Regions from separate parts of the Homo sapiens genome. Here region 2 is linked to region 1. A link is a contact called in ENCODE Hi-C data. All regions are on one chromosome and are shown on one strand. The core of a region is the stretch at or near the end of the contact, and the rest is flanking DNA. Distances in the headings are between cores, read along the strand shown. Region 1 holds the start of ATP5PO (ATP synthase peripheral stalk subunit OSCP). Region 2 holds the start of CBR1 (carbonyl reductase 1).

Region 1 (5,973 bases), core at 1-2,500:
CATTTAACTCAATAACAACAAAAAATTTTAAATAACCTTAAAATCATTACTTTTGTCTCTTTGTATATTCACATATTACATGAGGGTGAGCTACTTACTATTACTAAGGGGTAAACTTACCCAATGAGGATTATGCCAAGTTGCTTGGGAAATCACCTTCCCACGAACCTCCTAGTTTGCTAGGAATGGACCGAGGCTAGCATACCCGTAAGACAGAAAAACACTAACTTCCAAGGAGTGCATGTTTCAAAAATATTTAACCAAAATTTTGGCGTTTCTATTAACAGACCCTTGAGCAGATCATTTGCAACAGACGTACCCTCCTCGGAATGCAAATGCTATCTGAAAATAAAGATGAATTTTTTGAGTACTGCCGCAGAGTTTGATCTGACAAGAAGCCTTAGTTCTGAGAGACACTATCCTGCCCATCAAAAGACAGAGCTGGAATACACAGTTTAAAAATCACCTGCAAGCGCACAGGTCACAGATCACAGGTCACCTTCAAATACTCCAGCTATGGAACGTGTTTTATCAAAACTGCTTGTGAGGATTAAGACTTTTTAATGCTTATGAAAAAATTACCTAAGATGCCAGGAAGGGGTCATGATATGTAAAGCACCATGGTGAGATGCAGCACAAACAGCATAACATTTTTTCAAACTCGATCTTCTGGGTGATTCCGTGGGTTCAAATCTCAATTCTACCACTTACTGACTGAGCAGCCAAAGACTCATTTAAACTTTTCGGCCTCATTTTATTTATAAAACTGTGAAATGTGTTTTACAAATATTCCTTAGCATTACTAGTAAGTGATCTCTGACAGGTTTTACCACAATGGCAAAGGAAGCTGATTTGGGGGCTAGTCCATGCCCCTTCCCCGGAATTCAGCGAAGGGCAGACCCCCTCTCCTGCGCCCCTCAGGCTAGCAGCTTCCAGGGGCTGTGCTCGGAAGACGCCAAGGTTACGGCACGCGCAGCCCCGCGCCTACTGCCCCGTAGGCATCCCGGGGGACAAACGCTGGGTCGTCCTGAGTCGCTCCCACTCGCCAGGTCCCATAACCTTGAAGACTGCCAGACTTCCCCAGCCGAAGCATCGCACCCTGGTGCTCGAGGTTTGGTACCGGTCATCCCAGGAGGGATCCTCCCACTGGCTCTCAGGACCACCTTTCTCTCACCTGCCGGGAGAGCCCGGACACTGCTGGGGCAGCCATCTTCTCCCGGGCGGCTGTAGGTCAAACCCGAGTGGGAAGAGAGAAACGCGCAAGGGCGCACGCGCGCGTTGGCGTAACCGCTAGGTTCTCTGGGAAGTGTAGGCGTAGGGCGTCAGGCCGCAGGCGCAGAGACCTCCCTCGGGCTGGGAGTTGTAGTTCTTAGCAGTGGTAAGGGCTGGACCCTCGGGGTGGAGCCACAGGGCTTCGACTGCATCTGAAAATGAAGTCATTGTTACTGGCCAAGCGGCGCTCACTGTAGAATGGATTTGCTGTCCCCAGTTTTAAAATTTACATTTAGATAAATATGGTGGCATTTGTTCCATTTCACAGTTATTACCAGCGTCACTGGCTTCTTTACACTTCCTTCCCAGCATGCTAAAGCCTGCATCAATGGCTTTTTCTCACGTTGCATACAAAGACAAAACCAAAACAAAACAAAAAGCCCCCAGGAGCCTTGCAGCTCCAGGAGCGGACACCACGTCTCTCTTACCTGGGCCATGACTACCCATTGTTAAATAAAGAATTATTCAGTGATGCTTATTAAAGCATGATAAGGAAGACTTTATTCAGGACCATAGCGATGGGTATAGGACCAGTGCAACAGGGTCTGGGAGTGGGCAGAGAGATTGGGCTCAACTCCGAAAGCAGAATGGGCAAATGGGAATTTATGGCCAAGGAGCAGTGCGGGGGTCAGTGGATAGAAAATTACTTAGAGGAAACTGGGGTAAGAGGGATTCTGGCTAAAATGACCTAGAGGAATCTTGTAGAAGACAGGCCAGGGTGATCAGACATCACCTGGGGGATGGTGAAGGATGAAGACCCTGATCAGATATCAAAGATGATCGGTTGTCGAAGATTGGGGGTTCTGGCTAAACTGACTTAGCAGTTTTGCTAAAACTGGACTTTACAAGGAGGTGCATAGATAGGACTACGAGAAGGTTCAGAAGTCTCACTAAAGTTTGGCCAAGCAAAAGCAAAGAATCCCTGTGGCCCTCCATTCCCCTCCCCTCTCCCCCATCTCACCTGAGTATAGAACTGAGCTGTTGGTTTGTGAGGGCATATGGGATTCTGGTACCTAGATTCTTGATTCTGGCTAGGGCAGAGTGGCTATCTGAGCATCAGGCCTAAAATAGGAGAACCCGGGTTTGAGCAAATTTGATATTGAAACTGAGAACTGGGTACTAGCCTTGGATATAGTTTGTCTGCATCCATAAAAACAACCTATCTTCAACCCATTCTCTCTAAATAGAACTTGGTCGAATTTTCTCCTCTGTCAGAGAAGAGACTGGCTGGCAGAGCAAGGGTCAGTATTCCTGGTTGTAATAGTGGGGGTTCTGTAATCAACTTAAAAGAAAAATTCTCTGCTCAGATTTATTATAGAAACACGTTAATTCACTATTTTGCCCTTTTAGAGAGCAGTTTTCTCATTATTACAATTTTTATTTTTTGAGACAGAGTCTCGCTTTGTCACCCAGGCTGGAGTGCAGTGGCGTGATCTCAGCTCACTACAACCTCTGCCTCCTGAGTTCAAGCGGTTCTCCTGCCTCAGCCTCCCGAGTAGCTGGGACTGCAGGTGTACACAACCACACCCGGCTAATTTTTCTCTTTTTAGTAGAGATGGGGTTTTGCCATGTTGGCCAGGCTGGTCTTGAACTCCTGACCTCAAGCGATCCGCCTGCCTCAGCCTCCCAAAGCTTAGAGGTGTGAGCCACCACACCCAACCCCCTAAAAACTTTTTAAAACGTAGAGAAAGATAAAGAAAGTAATTGTCCTCTTTTCTTCCACTCGGAGGCAATTGTTGTAAATATTTTGGTGTCTTGTTTCTCAATATTTGTTTAGGCTGTGGCCTGAACTACCCTGGCCTGAATCCCAATCAGTTCCTTGGCCCAATTATATAACTTCTCTGTGCTTCAGTTTATTATCTATAAAATGGGTATTATAATAGTATCTGCCTATAGGTCATTAGAAGAAACAAAAAGGTATACATGTAAAGTGCTTAGAACAATTGCCTGAGAGAGTGGTGCTTATTAATTTAGTCTTTTTTTTTTTTTTTTGAGACAATGCCTTGCTCTGTCACCAGGCTGGAGTGCAGTTGTGTGATCACGACTCACTGCAACCTTGACCTCCTAGGCTCAAGCAATCCTTCCACCTTAGCCTCCCCAGTAGCTGGGCCTACAGACACATGCTACCAAGCCTGGCTAATACAACATTTTTTTTTATTTTAGAGATGAGGGTCTCACTATGTTGCTCAGACTTGTCTCCAACTCCTGGGCTCAAGCAGTCTTCCCACCTCAGCTTCCCAAGTAGCTGGGACTACAAGTGCACGCCACCACACCCGGTTATGTTAGCTCTTTATTTTGTTTGCTTTTATTATACATGCAGATTAACAATCTTTATACAGTTTGGTATTTTGCCATTTTCTTTAATGCAAGAAAGAAAAGGATGCAAAATTACATATGAGTTATGCATTCATGCTTATAATATAAGCATATTTCCAAATTATAAAAGTTTCTAAGTATCATTTTAATGGCTGCAGGGTAGTCCATCAAGTGAATATTCTGCAACTTAATTATTCTATGATTTTTGAACATAATTCAGATGATTTCCTTTTTTCTTTTTGCTATTTTAAACAATACTGAATCTTCTAAGCATATTTAGACATATATTTCTCTTCTTTCTTTTTTTTTTTTTTTGAGATGGAGTTTCGCTCTTGTTGTTCAAGCGACTCTCCTGCCTCAGCCTCCCAAGTAGCTGGGATTACAAGCATGTGACACCATTCCCAGATAATTTTTTTGTATTTTTAGTAGAGACAGGGTTTCACCATATTGGCCAGGTTGGTCTTGAACTCCTGACCTCAGGTGATCCACCCGCCTTGGCCTCCCAAAGTGCTGAGATTACAGGCATGAGCCACTGTGCCCAGCCTTCTTTTTTTTTTTTTAAAAAAAAAAGAAATGGTGTTGGCTCTTTTGCCCTGGAGTACAGTGGCTATTCACAGGCATGATTCCCACTAATGATCAGCATGGGAGTTTTATTTTATTTTTATATTTATTTATTTATTTATTTTTTGGGATGGAGTCTCGCTCTGTCTTTGAGGCTGGAGTGCAGTGGCCCAATCTTGACTCACTGCAACCTCTGCCTCCTGGTTTCAAGCTATTCTCCTATCTCAGCCTCTAGAGTAGCTGGGATTACAGGTGCATGCCACCACACCCAGCTAGTTTTTGTATTTTTAGTAGAGATGGGGTTTCGCCATATTGGCCAGGCTGGTCTTGAACTCCTGACCTCAGGTGATCTGCCCACCTTGGCCTCCCAAAGTGCTGGGATTACAGGCATGAGCTACCATGCCCGGCCTAAAAATGGTAGTTTGGACCTACTCTGTTTCTGACTTGGCTGGTTCACCTCTCCTTAGGCAACCTTGTGGTCCCCTGCTCCTGGGAGGTCACCATATTGATGCTTAATTTAGTGTGGACACCTGACCGGCATGGTGCACTACAGCTGAGAGCTCCTGGACTAAAGCAATCCTTCTACCTCAGCCTCCCAAGTAGTTGGGACTACAGGTGCACACCACCATGCCCAGTCATTTTTTTTTTTCATATTTAGGAAAATTTCCGAATAGATTTCCAGAATTTACACAACTTGGTGAGAGAATATGAGTACTCTAAGAGCCTCTGATGCATGAGGCCAAGCTGCTTTTCAAAATTTTAACCAATTTATACTTTCCGTAGCAGCACATGAAAACCCTTGTTTCACTCTACTCTGCAAACTTTCAGAGACTATTTTCAAATAAGCCTAATGAAAAGTATTCAACACATTATTTAACACAATTTATTGAGCAGCTATTACATGTAGCCAGCTGTTCTATTCACTGAGGCTACAACAGGATACAAGACACAGTGCCTACCTTTATAAACTTTATATTCTATGAGAAATTAAACTGCAAAACCTGTGTTTTCTGAAGTGTGGGTGTTAACAGATGTAATACAAATAAAAAGTTCTAGGGTCAACTATACTTGGGAAACTCTAGACTCTGAATATAATTCAGATGGTTTCTGCTTTTTGTTTTTTTTTTTGCCATTTTATTTTATTTATTTGCTTATTTTTTGAGATAGGGCCTCACTCTGTTGCCCAGGCTAAAGTGCAGTGGCACAGTCATGGCTGAGTACAGCCTCAGCCTCCCAGGCTCAAGCAATCCTCCCACCTCAGCCTCCTGAGTAGCTGGGACTACATGTGCACACAGCCACACCCAGCTAATTTTGTATTTTGTAGACACAGGTTTTTGCCATGTTGCCCAAGCTGGTCTCGAACTCCTGAGCTCAAGCGATCCTCCTGCCTTGGCCTCCCAAAGTGCTGGGATTATAGGTGTGAGCCACCTTGCTTGGCACCACCAACCCCCACTTTTTTTTTTTTTGCCATTTTAAACAATTCTGAATCTTCTAAGCATCTTTTTTTATATCTAGAAAAATTTTGAAATAGATTTCCAAAACTGACACAACTTGGTGAGAGAAAATTGAAAAGCTGCATGGAAAATTAATTATAAGGAGAAAAAAGGAAAAAAAATTAATTATAAGTAAACTGTAAGGTTGCACAGCAGCAGAGAAATACCCTCTGTTTATTTTGTATTTACCCAAGGATGATCTCAAACTCCTGGCTTCCAGATCCACCCACCTCGGCCTCTCAAAGTGCTGAGATTACAGGTGTGAGCCGCCGCGCTTGGTGCCCTGCCCCCAACTTTTTGACATTTTAAACAATTCTGAATCTTCTAAACA
Region 2 (6,073 bases), core at 3,254-5,753, 2.2 Mb after region 1:
AACTCCGTGTCAAAAAAAAAAAAAAAAGAAAGAATGTCTTTCTCAAGGACCTGAAAGCCATTCCTCTGAAATGTAATCATCAGAAATGATACGGCCTCTGTCTTTCAGTCTTTATAGTGGGAGAATAGAATCCCAACTTTGCTAATTGCCAGCTAACAGACACAGCTGGCCTAACCAACATTTCCACTGAGCAACCCTTGGCAATTTGTCATTTCCCTAACTCCTCCCACTTCCTGATCCTTCACTCTCCCTTTAAAAGGCACAGTCATCTCTGTACAAATGAAAGTTTGTTTCCACTGGACCCTCTTTCCTATTACAGGAGTTCATTATTGACTAAAATCTGTCCTTACCACCTTAGTGTCTGGCTTTATCTTTCACAGAATTCAGTAAATTGCTTGAGTTAAATAACTACTAAGCACCTAAGCCACAGATTGATTCCAGGTCTCAAAGTCCATGGTCTACCGCTGTAGAAAGGCTTATTGAATATCCTAAACAAGCATAAAATGCAAGAGGAACACAGCCAGTGTCAAGCAGATCCGTGAGGGTAACTAATCAAAGGAACGACCTGGAGAACCTCACAGTTCATAATTTAACAATATTATTTTCCAACATCTTTTCTTTTAATATATACCATGGAACTGTGTTTTGGGCTTTTTTGTTTTTGTTTTTGTTTTTAGATTCGGGGGTACATGTGCAGGTTTGTTACATCAGTGTATTGCCTGATGCTGAGGTTTGGGCATCTAATGCTCCCAAGTAGAAAACATAGTACCCAATAGTTCGTTTTTCAACCCTTACCCCCTCCCTCCCCCTTTTGGAATCCCCGGTGTTATTGTTACCATCTTTTGTGTCCCTGTGTACTCAAATGTTTAGCTCCCACTTATAAGGGAGAACATGCGTTATTTGGTTTTCTGTTTCTGCGTTTGCACAATAGCCTCCAGCTGCATCCATGTTGCTGCAAAGGAAATGATTCCATTCTTTTTTGTGGGAACTATGTTCTTTAGTTGCTTTAAACTAGTGGGTAGTAGTGCTCGTTTGGGCAGCACATATACTAAAACCGGAATGATACAGACAAGATTTAGCATGGTGCCTGGGCAAGGATGACATGCAAATTCATGAAGCGTTCCATTAAAAAAAAAACAGTGGGTAGTAAAGATATGAATTCATTCCACAGGTTAATTGATGTGATAAAATTCTTTATCTATATAGCATCCAATATAGTCTCAGACCTTTGATTCTCACAACTAAGGCATGTCTTCCAATTTAGCCAATAGCAGTAATAGCAGAGATCTGGAAACTCCATCTTTAAATTTCTGTTTTATTTCTTAAATTGTTCAGAATCCAGACAAGGTGCTACATATTGGAGGCTCTTCACACATACCACCAGAATCAAGACCCAGATGTAAGAGAGACAACAATACAAAACCATCCAAGTAGAGCTTAATTCACAGGCTTTAAATTATGCTTTTCAAAAACAAATTTTCAAAAAGTTTCCCATAGTCAAACCCATCAGACATTTATGATTCTTCCCCTATTTTTATGCTTATAAAAGAAAGCATTTTCCCCTACTGAAAATAAAACTTTTACTTTTGTTTTCTTTTAGTTGTTTTATGGATTCATTTATAAATCACTGTTTCTCTCTCTTCGGAAATTATTTAGTGTATGTTGTAAGGGATCTTTTTTCTTTCCAATCATTATGCCCTTTCCCCAGTGCTAATTTTGGAATAATTCTTTCCCTCACTAGTTGTTAAACCACCTTTATCATACAGTAAATTCTTGTTAATATATATTTTATATATTTTCCGGAGCATCCTGCCTAATGTACCTGTCAATTCTTATGTTGGTTCCAGTCCTAAAAAAATAAATCAGACTCAAACTCATGATTCATAGTCCTCATAGGATTTGCCTTTTGAAACAGCAGGACCCTCACCCTGTCCAAAGTTCCCTGTACACCATGTGCTATTGCTGACTGGCCCTCTTAATAAATTTAATCCATCCACTCTAACACTAACTCACACCAGCTACAGAAGACAGTAGCTAGTGCAGTGGAGAGAACCCAGCCAATGACAGACCCAACACGCACACACTGGGATAGGAAAGAAAATCCAAAACAGAGCTCTGAATTATCCTGAGTGGAAAAAAAAAAACCAAAAACAAAATACTACAAACTGTATGACTCCATCTATGTAACATTTTTGAAACAACAAACTTGTAGAAATGGTGAACAGATTAGTGGTTGCCATGAATTAGAGTTGGTTTGGGGAGTAACAGAGAGGTATGTTTGGTGATAAAAGTGCAACAGGAGGGCTCTTTGTGCTAATAGAAACATTTTCATTTAACTATAGTGGTGGATACACAAACCAACATTTGATAAAATTATATAGGACTAAATACATACACAAAGTACACATCAAACTGGGGAAATCTGAGTATGATTGGTGGACTGTTTTGTTGTCAATATCTTCACTGTGATGTTGTACTATACTTTTGCAATATGTTACTATTGAGTGAAACTGAGTAAAGGGTAAGGAATCTCTGTATTATTTCTTACAACTGCATGTGACTCTATAATTAGCTCGACAAAAATTTCAGTTGAAAAAAAGCAAGGGTCTTTCCTTGATTATTAACTTGTTTTAAAGCAACTGATTGGAAACCTACCTTGAAATTGCAATGTAATTGCAATCTATTTAAAGCAGTGGTGTTCAACAGACCTTTCTGCAAGGATGGAAATATCCTAAATCTGTACTGCCCAATACAGTGACCACTAACACATGCACATATTGAGCACTGGAGATGTGGCTAGTGCAACTAAAAAACTGAATTACAAATTTTGCTTAATTTGAATTTATGTTTAAATGGCCACCTGTGATAGTGGCAACCTATGGGACAGCACAGAAATGAAACTTGACCTTATTCCCAATTCCCTTGTAAGTAGGAAGGAGGAACACTCACTTTGAAACCATGCAATTGTCCCATAGGACAGATGTTTATGGTCTCTTTTTTTTTCCTTTTTTTTTTTTTTGAGAGGGAGTCACTCTGTTGCCCAGGCTGGAGTGCAGTGGCATGATCTCGGCTCGCTGCAACCTCCGCCTCTGGGGTTCAAGCAAGCAATTCTCTGCTTCAGCCTCCCAAGTAGCTGGGATTACAGGCGCCTGCCACCACACCCAGCTAATTTTTGTATTTTTTTTTTTTTTTTTTTTTTTTAGTAGAGATGGGGTTTCACCATCTTGGCCAGGCTGGTCTTGAACTCCTGACCTCATGATCCACCCACCTCAGCCTCCCAAAGTGCTGAGATTACAGGCGTGAGCCACCGCGCCAGGCCTGGTCTCTTTTGAATAAACAAATTGACCCTCCCAGTCTAAAAACTTGAGAAATTTACATTTGTCTTATCTGAGTTCCTTTCTCAGGGAACTAGCCATCAGTCCTCCCAGATAGCACCAAGGAACTGAAACTTATCGGATCACCACATCTGGAAAATCAGACACCAGACCCCTCACCTGCAACAATTGCCTGATGCCTGTTGACCCACTCCTCTTCATCTCTCCCTAACTCCTGCTATTTTCCCACATGCAGTTACATTTCTTCCCTGCTATATCCTAATTTTAATCAGTTGAGAAGATGGATTTGAGACTGATCTCTCCCCCCTAGGCTGTAGCACCCAAATAATGCCTTCTTCCCTGACAATAATGGGGTCTCAGTGACTGGCTTTCTGTGCTGTGAACCACCAGACCTAGACCAAACTCCTGGCATTTCTCTAACAATTTCCCACCACTGAACTAAGTTATAAATTCTGAGGATGGATCCCTGTTTCTTCATTTTAAGATGGGGATTAAAAGGTACATCCTAGAGTGTTATTGTCCGTGTAAAATAGGGCTGTGAAACCCCCTACACCTATGCACAGATAAACTGATGGCCCTGCAAATGCCCAGAGAAGTAACCTTATAAAGATTTAGTGAATGTTTCCCACCATTATTGGAAAATCTGGCTAAGTCAGTAGCTTTGTTTTCATATACTTAGGGGGAAAATCAACAAAAACTTGATGCCCTGTTATTTCCTTCCAGTTTCTTCTGCAACTCTAGCTCCAAAGACTGCAGTTCCTGCAGTATTTTTTTTTTTAGAACACCAGGAAAAAAAGAAAAAAAAACCATGCAAATGTACTATTTCTTCAAACACAACTAGGAATGATTGAACAGCTGGGAGAATATGAAGAAAACCCCTCAGAGAACCAAGGGCAAGCAGTGAGTTCAGATCTAGGCACATGGCCACTAGGAATGGTTCTTCACTGCCACGTGGGCAGCCAACAGCCAGTAGCTAGAGACCAGCCTCGGTCTTCGGCCTGCGGGTTCTGCAAAGTCAGGCTAGCTGGCTCTCCGCCTGCTCCGCACCCCGGCGAGGTTCCGGTGGGGAGGGGTAGGGATGGTTCAGCCCCGCCCCGCTAGGGCGGGGCCTGCGCCTGCGCGCTCAGCGGCCGGGCGTGTAACCCACGGGTGCGCGCCCACGACCGCCAGACTCGAGCAGTCTCTGGAACACGCTGCGGGGCTCCCGGGCCTGAGCCAGGTCTGTTCTCCACGCAGGTGTTCCGCGCGCCCCGTTCAGCCATGTCGTCCGGCATCCATGTAGCGCTGGTGACTGGAGGCAACAAGGGCATCGGCTTGGCCATCGTGCGCGACCTGTGCCGGCTGTTCTCGGGGGACGTGGTGCTCACGGCGCGGGACGTGACGCGGGGCCAGGCGGCCGTACAGCAGCTGCAGGCGGAGGGCCTGAGCCCGCGCTTCCACCAGCTGGACATCGACGATCTGCAGAGCATCCGCGCCCTGCGCGACTTCCTGCGCAAGGAGTACGGGGGCCTGGACGTGCTGGTCAACAACGCGGGCATCGCCTTCAAGGGTATGGGGAGGGGACGTGGCCTCCCCGAAGAAGAACCGATGCACTGGGGCTCCTGGCGTCTGCGGGGTCCATAACGCCTCCCTAGGGAGGAGAGGGAGGAGCTAGGAGATGCAGGGAGTGCAGAAACCTTGGAGAAAGTGAGAGTTTTCCAGCCAAAGGGAACTTTGTGTTTCCCTGGCTGGGACTCTTGGGGATCTTTTTCAGGTTTTCTGCAGTTTTTCTGAATTGAGCTTTAAGGCAACTGGATGGATTTTGAACTGATTTTAAAATAAACGACAAATTGCAAAAAGAAAAAATGGTTATGCCAAGATCCAGTGTGTGCACCCTTCATCCTCCTTCCCCCAATGGTGCCATCTTACAAAAATACTAGAACATGATCAAACCAGGAGATTGACATTGGCACAATACTGTAACCAGATACAGACTTACTTTAGGCAGAGGGCACTAAGTTTTTTTTTTTTTTTTTTTTTTTTTTTAGTATCATTGTATAGAATTTTACCCCATGGGTACAATGTATTAACTATGTTCTCTTTCTCTCCTAAAAGTTGCTGATCCCACACCCTTTCATATTCAAGCTGAAGTGACGATGAAAACAAATTTCTTTGGTACCCGAGATGTGTGCACAGAATTACTCCCTCTAATAAAACCCCAAGGTGAGTCTGATGGGAAACAGCGCACCTTCTCTTTGGGGCTTGATTTGGCCCCTGCTTGCCTGGGATTTCTCCTGCAGGCTCCTGCTTCCTCTCCATGCTGCACGTGCACTGACCTCTGTGCTTTTTCTCCTGCCAGCTGATATGTGCCATTTTGCCTCAGGACTTTGTCCTCACTTCTCCCACTCCCATGGCCATTCGTCCTCCCTGTCGCACTGGTCTTTGCACACCTGGCTGACTCTCATCCTTCAGGTCTTAGCTCAAACGTCTCCTGAGAGATGCTCTTTATTTGCTCCATTCCCCTCTGCGTGGGAGTCCATCCTGTACCCTTTCTCTGCTCTTTCAGAGAGATCTTATTCAGGCTGGTGGAGGCTTTACTACCACCAGTTCATTAGGCCCTTCTAATACCTGTCACCTGTCTGAAACACTCCTTAAGCTCCCAACCACATGGTTGTCTTGCTGCCTTTCCATCTCTTCCTGATGCCTTTCCCCACAATCTAAGATATTTCCAGAGGATCCCTATCCTTTTCCCTAAGTCG

Evidence for each region. Hi-C counts contacts between places; a loop is a spot of excess contacts on that map. Pooled maps may share reads with other maps.
Region 2: a loop to region 1 is called in a map of CD8-positive, alpha-beta T cell, with 4 times the contacts of the local background. The contact joins the promoter of CBR1 here to the promoter of ATP5PO in region 1. A Hi-C loop is called at or near these places in 2 of 168 maps with a recorded cell type or tissue (CD4-positive, alpha-beta memory T cell and CD8-positive, alpha-beta T cell), 1 of 37 single-sample maps with no recorded cell type and 9 of 50 pooled maps.

What each region holds. Positions count from the first base shown.
Region 1 is chr21:33,914,554-33,920,526 of GRCh38, forward strand. It overlaps ATP5PO (ATP synthase peripheral stalk subunit OSCP), which reads right to left and starts at 1,251. Exons shown (of 7, transcript NM_001697.3): 1 at 1,175-1,251. The coding sequence starts at 1,210. It also overlaps the pseudogene RN7SL740P. RefSeq lists enhancers at 1-308, 823-1,432.
Region 2 is chr21:36,065,521-36,071,593 of GRCh38, forward strand. It overlaps CBR1 (carbonyl reductase 1), which reads left to right and starts at 4,504. Exons shown (of 3, transcript NM_001757.4): 1 at 4,504-4,884; 2 at 5,430-5,537. The coding sequence starts at 4,596. CBR1-AS1 (CBR1 antisense RNA 1) reads right to left here. Exons shown (of 4, transcript NR_040084.1): 4 at 4,122-4,965. It also overlaps the pseudogene RNU6-992P. RefSeq lists an enhancer at 4,560-4,809.